Linked DNA regions of Homo sapiens: region 1 is linked to region 2. Evidence: chromatin contacts called from ENCODE Hi-C or POLR2A ChIA-PET data. All regions are on one chromosome and are shown on one strand. Each heading gives the region's core, a stretch centred on a gene start or an enhancer-like site at or near the end of the contact. The rest is flanking DNA. Distances are from core to core; before and after follow the strand shown. Region 1 overlaps LOC107986292 (a long non-coding RNA gene). Region 2 overlaps SHROOM3 (shroom family member 3).

Region 1 (4,927 bases), core at 690-3,189, 410 kb after region 2:
TTGTCCATTGACCTATTGCCTTAGACTTGGTTAGATCTCAGTGTGATTCCAGCTGGCCTCTCAGCTTCTCTTCTTTTCATCCTCACATCTATCCTCCAATGGGATTCATGTAGCTAAACTTGCAGCTTTTCAAAAACTTTTGCTCTAAATACCTCTAATAATGGATAAGTGCCTCTGGAAACTCTGGGGAAGGTAGAGTTTAAAGCAGTCTGTGATAAGCATAAGATTTCTTTGAAGGCTCATGTTTTCTTAAGATTTCATGCAAATTTTACAATGTATTTCCTTTTTTTAAATTTTAAATCAATGTTTTATCTAGGAATGATTTTAGATTTACATAAAAATTGAGGGATAGTAAAGTGAATAACATATTCTCTTCACCTAGTTTCCCCTAATGTTAACATCTAATGTAACCACAGTACATTTGTCAAAACGAAAAGATTAACATTCGTATATTGCTAAGAACTCCAAACTTATTTGGATTTCACCAGTTTTTTTTTTTCACTAATATAGATTTTTTTGTTGTTGTTGTTCCAGAATCCCATCCAGGGTATGACATTGAACTTACTCATCACGTCTCTATAGTGTCTTCTGGTATGTAATACTTTCTCAGTCTTTCTTTATTTCCATAACCTTGATTAACTGTTTTGAAGATTACTGGTCAGCATTTTGTAGAATGGCTGTCAGTTTGACTTTGATGTTTTTCTTATGATTATGTTAGGGGTATGGGGTTTGAAGAAGCATACCATGGGAGCGAAGTGCTCTTCTCATCATATCAGGGGGTACATAATAGCAACATGGTTTATCTTTGATCATATTAATCTGGATCACTTGGTTAAGATAGTGCCTGCGAGGTTTCTTTTTTTGAGATGGAGTCTTGCTCTATCGCCCAGGCTGGACTGCAGTGGCGCGATCGTGGCTAACTGCAAGCTCCGCCTCCCGGGTTCACGCCTTTCTCTTGCCTCAGCCTCCCGAGTAGCTGGGACTACAGGGGCCCGCCACCATGCCCGGCTAATTTTTTGTATTTTTAGTAGAGACGGGGTTTCACCGTGTTGACCAGGATGATCTCAATCTCCTGACCTCGTGATCCGCCCACGTAGGCCTCCTAAAGTGCTGGGATTACAGGCGTGAGCCACCGCGCCCGGCTGAGGTTTCTGTACTATACAGTTATTACTTTTCCCTTCGTCTACTCTGTTCTTTGGAAGGGATTCTCTAAAACTTGCTCAGACTCAAGGAACGGGTGTGGTGATTAAACTCCACCTCCTGGAGTGGGGAGTTACATATATTATTTGAACTTTTTCTGCAAGAAAGATTTATCTCTTTTCCCATTCATTTATTTATATTGGTTTGGATTACTATTGTCTTAATATAAAATAAATCTTTTTATCCCCAAATGTACAAGTGGAATGACTTTCCAGAAACATGTGAGTCCTGAGGATACTCATACTTTCTAGCCCGCCGTTTGCGAAGCACAGACAAAACCCAAAGCCTCACTGGGTTACTTCCTTGCTTCCATTGAGTCATCCTCCTCAATAATACTTGTGAATGAACGAATAAATGCATAACACGCACAGGTGAGCGATGAGAAATACCAGCGTTGTCTGACGGTAAGGATATTTGTGTTCAACACCAGTGTCTGACCAAATAGCTACTCATATTTCTTCTGAAATTCTTTAGGGCACACTAAACATCTTCCATGTTGTCTAAGTGCTGGAAGGGAAATTGATTCAGCCACTTTTTGAAGGTGACTCTAAATTATTCTCTCAAAATACTCAACAGCCTTTACAATGTAGTTAAAAAAAAAAAGCGGGTGGAGGGGAGAAATGCCTGTCTAAAGTAGGAAGCCCCAAGAGAAAGCCCTGGGGCGTCCAGAGGCTTGGTTTCACCTGGCAGCCGTCTGGGACCAATTGCGGAGTTGAAGTAGCTCCTACGCTTTCTCATTGGTCCTCACCCAGGGGGAAGGCGTGGCTTCAAGTGTAAAAGGCGAGGAAGCCTGGCGGGGCTGTGGGTTGTTCCGCTGGTGGATGGTTTGGGGTTGGTCGGGCGGGGTTTCTTCCAAAGCTTTGTAGGCCTGCGAGGTACTAAGAAGTTCTCTGGTGGCTGGAGGGGTGGGTGGAAAGGACCAAGCTCTTGGTAATTCTCAAGGGGGAACTTTGGTTAGCTTGCTTTAGAAGTGAAAGATGAACGAAGAAAAAAGCGAGGGCACTTAAGCGGACTAAGGAACTCGAAAGAAGGGGAACTAGGCGTTGTGTGTGGGCAGAAAATACCTCCTAGGAGGTCACAGCAACTCCCTGAAGTCGTTTTTAGCAGGCTTGCCTCTTCCAGTTACTGTGCTTTCTTAGAGTTTGTTCTTTTAGAAGCTTAAGATACAATCTTGAATTGAGGTTTCTTCTCTCATGCTCAAGCCTTACTTGCTGAGAAGGCTCCTGTCTCTTGACTTCTGTTTAATCTCTACCATAGACTTTAGCAAAGCCACTCTTATAGCTAACTTACTGAAGTTACGTAAACTCCAAGAGAAATACACGGGTTTAGAGGTTCTACGTTTAAAGCAAGCGCAGCAATCTTTAGAACTTCCTTTTAGCTATTTGGAATCCCAAAGTCTCTATTAAACACCTGTCTGGAGTAATGGTGGAAAGTGACTAAAAAGCTAGCTTCTCATCTCTTCAGAGACTAAAAATTAGATCCACTTCGATGAAAACCATAAGAAAATGTAGATCAACTTTGAATTAGTTTTTTTTTGAGGGTAGGAAACGTCCCTTTGTGACCTATTAGTAAAAAAAACTAAAATGAACTTCAAGCATGTGGCTTTTAAGACTCCTTACTAGGAAGTTAGGATCTTAATCATATTCAGCAGAAAGCAGCTGTCTGCCTCGAAGACACGCAACCTGTGGGCTGCAACTGACCTTCCACCTGGTTGTGGAGGTGGGAGACTCGTTGACTGGCAAGCCTCAGGTAATGTCAGACTGACACACCTGAAAGCACTTCTGATAGCAGTTAGAAACTTAGTAGTTGAAACAGGAAATTTCATCTAGTTGAACAGATCGTTAGCATTGAGAATGGACACTTCCTTTAGGCTTACTAGGAAAGGCAAACCATCTGTCATGGAAAAGATAAAGTGGCATCTTAGTGACAGACTCAAAAGTACACAGCATGATGGATATGTTCATTATCTTGACTGACAATTTCACAGGTGCGATGGTAGCAAGTTACATAGCTTAAATATCGTAATTCTTGCGTGCCAGCTACAGAAAAGTGCTTTTTAAAACCATGTCCAGTCATGTAGGTCCACCTGCCTTAACCTGAACAAGGGTGAATAAATACATGGGTAGGGACATGAAGCACTCTCCCCTCATCCCCATCAGCATGGAGTTACTTTCTTCACACTGTCCTTACAAAGCAGGGTTCAAGGAGAAGAGCAGAGTTCTTTCCTTCATGTAGATAATCTGATCAAGGGATGTGTCTCCCAGGCTGACAATCCACTTGACAAAGAGTCACTTGACAGGTCTGGGATCTCGAAGCCCAAGGCTTTCCAACACTGTTAGTTAAGTGCTGTAATTAGAGCTGGGGTGCTGGGGCAGGGAAGGCTCCTGCAGGATGGTCAAGGATGGGAATAGGTGGCCTTGTTTTTCCACAGTTGCTTAACATTAAAAACTAGTCTTCTGATTAGTCATCCTGTAGCATTCTCACCTGTACTTGTGTCCTTTTACTGATAGCAAAACTTTCTCTGCTTTTATAGACTCCAGAAGCTAATACAGCAGTGACTTAGTCCTGCCAAATAAGAATTTGGTCAAATTTAAGTGCATGGTACGGATGCCTTATCTCCCTAATCCTTTTCCCGTTTTTGTAAACTTCAACCACTATAAAAGCCGAGGGAAACAAAAACTAACTTTACATAAACAACTTTACTTCAAAACTAATACTCTGGGCTGGGTGAGGTGGCTCACGCTTGTAATCCCAGCACTTTGGGAGGCTGAGGCGGGTGGATTGCCTGAGGTCAGGAGTTCAAGACCAGCCTGGCCAACATGGCGAAAACCCTATCTCTACTAAAAATACAAAAATTAGCTGGGCGTGGTGGCAGGTGCCTGTAATCCCAGTTACTCTGGAGGCTGAGGCAGGAGAATCATCTCTTGAACCTGGGAGACAGAGGTTGCAATGGGCCGAGATTGCACCATTGCACTCCAGCCTGGGTGACAAGAGCAAAACTCCGTCTCAAAGAAAAAAACCAAAAATCCAAACTAATACTGATAGATCACTGGGTCTTCAGGACTTTTCACCTAGGCTAACAGTAAAGACACTGGAAAGTTCATCTTTCCCACCTCAGGCAGAGCAAAATATCTACTACCGACCCAATTAACTATAGTTTCAACTGCAGGTGAGTCCTATGGAACTGATGTCTATATGTAGGTGTTATTGCATAGGCTTCTGGGGCATGCCACATAGTTCTAGAAAAACTCACATGGCTTAGGAGACAAGTTTAAAGTTATGGCTGGAGAGCAAGGTAGAAGGGGCTGAAACATCTCAAATATCAACTTCCTTTTAGAACAAGATGTGGAGTAGTGCAGGATTTGTCAATGGCACTCCCGCCATTCCTAAGGCTGCTTATGTACTTCTGAGCTTTGGCCTGATGCGTGTTTGTCTGTCTTGCAACTGGCCTCACTCCAATCTGAACTCCTGATGTCTCTTAAAGCTTGCCTGAGAACCCAGCTTTTTAGTAGCTCAAATCCTTACTATCCCTTAGGATAGCATTACTTTGAAAATCCTCAGTTGTGCCAAGACCATTTCGGATTCAACCTATTTTTGGGGTTCCTGCTTAGTGTCTAGTGTCTACCTAGAGCTGCTTGATGCCAGAGGCTAGTGGCTTCTTTACCAGGAAACTGATGGTAGCCATGTCACTTCTTGGCATCAAACCTGTCTAAAACAGTCCCTAGCT
Region 2 (5,067 bases), core at 1,126-3,625:
GTAAGAATATCAAAATTGTAGTTTGGGTCTCCAGTAGAGATGTCTTTTGATTAACTTATAAACAACTGGCCACCCAGAAGTTTCCTTTGCATAGTCAACCAAAGCTATGGCTTTGTTCTTTGGAGCTTATATACTGCATGACTCCATTGATACAAATAAGACAGCACCTTGGTTTCCCAGGGATGTTTTCATTCAGAGGTCCTGTCTCCCAGGAAAGCAGTAGAACCAGTGACAGCATTCAACAGCCACACTGCATGGTCATCAGTCTTAGGCCAACATGGGAGCCTGAAATTAACTCCATCAGTAACTACCTGTGTGTCTTGCTGATACTGAATGAGCCCTCACAAGCCAAGCCAGGTGGAAGACAGCCAGCAAACGTCTACAGTTATTCTTAGTGAAATTCCTCAGAGGAATCCAGGGGGCTCCCAGTTCCCAACACTCTTCGAGATGACCATTTTTCGGGATTTGACTGGGGAACATTTTACATATTCAGTCTTTCTCAAAAATTTTTATTTATTTTCTTGAGAAAGGGTCTTACTATGTTGCCCAGGCTGGAGTGCAGAGTGGTGCGATAACAGCTCATTGCAGTCTGAACCTCTGAGGCTCAAGCCATCCTCCCATCTCAGCCTCCCAAGTAGCTGGGACCACAGGTGTGCACCACTATGCTTGGCTAATTTTTTGATTTTTTATAGAGACGGGGGTCTCGCTATGTTGCCCAGGCTGGTTTCAAACTCCTGGGCTCAAGGGATCCTTCCGCTTTGGTCCCAGAAGTGCTGGGATTACAGGCATGAGCCACTTCACCCAGCCACTTTTCTAATTTATAGACATAAAAGTAATTGACTCCCACAGCACAGTAACAGGCAATGCTGCTTGGCATGCCACAAACATCTGAAAGCTTGTGACACTCCTAGGATTGTGTCCATTCTTTCATTATGTGGAAACTTTGTTCTGTTATGTGAAATGGGTAAGGCACCAAGTGAGACTTTGAAATCTAATTTTTAGGTGGATGTGATATTTATTGTAATAGGACTTGACCTCTGTACTTTAAAGAAATCACTAACCAAATTTTCAAAGTTTCCTTTTAAATGCGTTTAGCTAGAAATCTATGTATTTATCCCTTTCCTATTTTGCATTCTTCTCCCACTATTTTTAAAAACTCATTTACAGTAGAAACCATTCTTCTTTCTCCCAACAGTATCCTTTGCCAAGACCATGAGAACAGTAAGGAGCATGTTGTTGGTCAGGGTTTCAGAATACGCGTGATGTCACTGAGAATGTTTGCTCACAGTCAATAATTGTCTTTGTGGATGTGATAATTTTGGAGATACACTTCTGGTCAGAACTCAGGTGAGATAATCTTGCAATACTCCAAATGCAGATACTCCAGCCACCCGCAAGGTTCCAGGAAAGGACAATGTCCTGCGAGAAAATCAGGAGGCCTCCACTTCCTGGGCCACTTGAGAAGTTCCTGGGCATGTCACTACATGTTGGTTGACTCAGCCATTTCTCATGCTGTTTTGTTTCTTGCGGTGGCCACTTAACCCCAAAGAATGAAGGGAGGATCCACAGTGAAAGTGCCTGAGTTTCTCTATGAGACCAGATGCTGTCGAAACCAAACATCTTTTCCTTTGCTCTATGGGAACATTTTAGGGTTTGTTTTGCACAGCTGGTTTCCAGACTAGAAGATTAACAAGTTTGGGTCCACCCCTAAGAATCAGTGGCTGTCTTTTAAGGTGAGGAGTGTGGGCTTAACTGAGGTCCTTTGAGGGAGCTATAAAGGAGAAACAACCTGGGACATCCCAGTTTTCCTATTCCTCCACTGTTAATATCTCATCTAAAATAATTCATGAGTTTAAATGGTAAATATATGCTTTAAGCTCTACCTTTAAACTTGTATGTTATTCAGGCATCTCTTATTAAGATACTGGGTCTCTGGATACCCAAGGAAATGTTGGCTTTTTATTCTTATGTGGTTCCAAATTTACTTCTCTTCAGTTTAATTGTCCATGGTAGTGCTGGCTTCATTGTTAGGTTGGAGTTATTATTTTCCTTTTAGAACAACATGAATTTTATTCACCTTACTATTAGAAAAAGGAATAACTACAGCCAGAAATAACTTCATTTCCTACAAGGTATAAAAAGTGGTCAAGTGAATGTGAAGGGGCTTTTCTACACAGGAATATATTATCGGGAACAAAGTATTTCCTGCTGCCTTAACTCTTTGGGATGCATAGGATAAAATGATAAAGACCATTTTAATATCAGAAAGGGTTGTCTTATTAATTTTTAAATAAAACTTCACATTTCTTAATGGGGAGCTCATTCAGAAACTAAATAATGGTTTCTCAAAGTGTGGTCAGGATACGATCTGCATCAGAATCCTTGGAATGCTTGTTAAAAATACCAATTGCTATGACAAAACCAAGTCTGCTGGAAACTGCATTTCAGCAGGTTTCCCATGTTATTCTGATGTATTTTAACATTTGAGAGCCACTACCAATCATCTGTACAGTTCCTACTGTTATGATCACAATAAGACTAACATGAATTTAATAATCTGAATAATTTTTAAAATTTAAATAAACAGAAATTGAAGTTAAATTTAAAAATAAAAATAACCTCAGAAGTTGAAAGTCCTGTCATATTTATTCTATTAGCTATATAAGTTTATACTGTCTCCACTACTTTTATATAATCCCCAAGGTTGTGATACAGATTTTGTTCCCTGTTTACTCTTTTTTAGATCTGTTTTAAACAAGTTATGCACTTATTCAGATTTAATTGCACTAATTATTTTTCCTCAAAAGGAATCAGTTTTATCACACATTGCCAGTAATTTTAAGTTCTGCCCTGACTGAAATTAATCAACTGGCCTTTTCAGTGGGAACTTTACTGATTTAGTGGGAATCAGATTCCTGTTGCTTCATCACAAATGTTATCCTACATATGAGTTAGAACCTCTCCTTGGTGTGGATTTGACAATTTAGCTAATGAAACAAGACTGTGTTCATTTTCTTTGAGAAATGAAAGCAGCTGTCACCCAATTTTGAAACTCTAAAATCAAAATTAGGCAAGAAGAAAGTTGTGAATGAAAAAACTGGCTCATTGATTCCTACTTCATTCTATAAATTATTCTCTAGGTGGAAAGGCAGCTGTATTTCTTGCTTAAACACTGGTATTGCTATTGCTTTACAGTAGGTTGAACAGGGGAAATATTTATATAAAGAGTTATTAAATTCTGATAAACGAGTGACTATAGGACATAAGGAAATTCTCTCTGGTACCCTAGAGCTAAGGAAGAGTACTCAAGGAAAGACAAACTGGGAAAGAGTCCCAAGCCTGAGGTTCAGACCTCCTTGGAGAACTGAACTCGACCCACATAGCAGGGAAGTTAGCTGGTTTGCCCAGGCTGGAACTGGTCTGCAGTCCCTGAGCGCATAGGAAGCAACCCTCCAGAGTGCAGGCTGGGTCAGTCCACCAGCAACCAACAGCCTGGCTGTGCACAGAGTGGGGGCCTGCAGCAGGCGTGGCTGCCCAGTGGGAACCCTCCAGGTCACAGGTGATCCTCACAGGATCTTCAGAGAGTGAGGAGCCAGTGTTGGCAGAAGGCCTTCCGGGCACTGATGCAGCAGGAATCTTTCAGGGCTCAAGTTTGTAATCCACAGGCCCAGGAGAAGGTTATGGCCAGAATGAGGCTTCAAGGTCCCAAGGCACCACCAATTGTAGGCAGTGGTTGGAAGAGAACTCCATCAGATGTCCTCACACCCATACCACTGACCCATAAGGCAGCAGCCACAAAGGGCCCCAACAGCACCCCCTATGGAGAGAGCTTAACATCGTGCTGACTGTAAAAGATGCTTAAAAGGACCCTGCCCATTACACAGACACTTGATTGAAGGGTTATTCCAGAGCTGAGCCAATAAATTGATAGCCGTCACAGACACATTGTTCTACATATATACCCTGGCATTATCTTCTGATACCACATGTAATTTTATAGTTGCTGATTCTGTAAGAACCATTTCTCAGATAATAAAACAGTGCCTATAAAATGGCCAACATATCTCTTGAAGGAGGTGTCAAAAGGAAAGCAGTTTCTCATTTATGTTTTCTTTAAACATGCTCCATACACCTATATTACTCAAAGTATCTAAATCAATAGATTTAGATTCAGGCCGATTTAAGAGCATGTCTAAGGTTTGTTTCTGTTGAGGTCTCTCTCTGCCTAGCTCTGCCTCTGTATACCTCTGTATGTGTCTACGTCTCTCTTGGTGTGTCTCCACATATGTTTTTCTCTATCTCAACATCTGCAACTGTCATACTTTCCTGTTCATTTATTCCCAAAATGATTCATATTTATACATTAAGTTCAGTGGTGCAATCATAGCTCACCACAGCCTCGAACTCCCAGGCTCAGGCGATCCTCCTGCTTCAGCCTCCCAAGTAGCTGGGACCACAGGCATGAGCCACCACACCTGGCTAATTTTTTAAAATATTTTTGGCAGAGATGGGGTCTCCCTATGTTGCCCAGGCTGGTCTCAAACTCCTGGGCTGAAGCAATCCTCCTGCCTCAGCCTCCCAAAGTGCTGGGATTACAGGCATGAGCCACCATGCCCAGGTGTTTTGTTTGTTTGTTTTAATTTGAAAGAAAAATTAAGAATCTCACCTCATTTTAAATTTTAATAAATATAAAGAAGATGTTGCAATATTGTTTAAATATATGTAAGAGTGAATGAGAACTATTCCTCATCTCTAATTAGAACAGAATATAGGAATTGGCTTTATTTTGTAGTAATAAAAATTGATTTGATAAAAAGGAACAATTCAAAGGCAGCTCATGGATACGGAAATGAGAATTTTAAAAGCCCATCTTCCCTCAAAGATTAAAAGAAAAAAAAGAAATAGAATACCTAACCTTGTATGCAATGGTTTAGAGCAGATTTATTAAAAGGCAGGGAGGTAGTCGGATGTCTCCTTCCAGTGAAAGTAGATAGGCAGAAAAGGAACTTAAGCTTAGGATAAAAAGAACAAACAACATCTTCCAAGTTGCCTCAAAAGGTCAACCTC

What was found. Hi-C counts contacts between places; a loop is a spot of excess contacts on that map. ChIA-PET counts read pairs that join two places held with the same protein, here RNA polymerase II (POLR2A). Pooled maps may share reads with other maps.
Region 1: a loop to region 2 is called in a map with no recorded cell type, with 2.3 times the contacts of the local background. The contact joins two enhancer-like sites. A Hi-C loop is called at or near these places in 2 of 168 maps with a recorded cell type or tissue (DLD1 and ascending aorta), 3 of 37 single-sample maps with no recorded cell type and 2 of 50 pooled maps. POLR2A ChIA-PET finds 5 or more read pairs at or near these places in 1 of 52 experiments (activated T-cell).

What each region holds. Positions count from the first base shown.
Region 1 is chr4:77,191,677-77,196,603 of GRCh38, forward strand. LOC107986292 (a long non-coding RNA gene) reads left to right here. Exons shown (of 4, transcript XR_001741742.1): 4 at 535-897. Among named protein-coding and RNA genes, the nearest start is that of CCNG2, 37 kb to the left of the region's middle. RefSeq lists an enhancer at 2,179-2,228. Within about 2 kb of position 1,940, at least 7 of the 41 ENCODE cell types and tissues checked have a DNase peak (open chromatin) inside an H3K27ac peak, as active enhancers do.
Region 2 is chr4:76,780,621-76,785,687 of GRCh38, forward strand. It overlaps SHROOM3 (shroom family member 3), which reads left to right. Exons shown (of 11, transcript NM_020859.4): 11 at 1-2,633. All of the region lies in intron 1 of SHROOM3-AS1 (SHROOM3 antisense RNA 1), which reads right to left. Among named protein-coding and RNA genes, the nearest start is that of SHROOM3-AS1, 19 kb to the right of the region's middle. RefSeq lists enhancers at 883-2,082, 1,122-2,081, 1,213-1,582, 1,316-1,610 and silencers at 3,678-3,747, 3,758-3,807, 3,858-3,927. Within about 2 kb of position 2,376, at least 6 of the 41 ENCODE cell types and tissues checked have a DNase peak (open chromatin) inside an H3K27ac peak, as active enhancers do.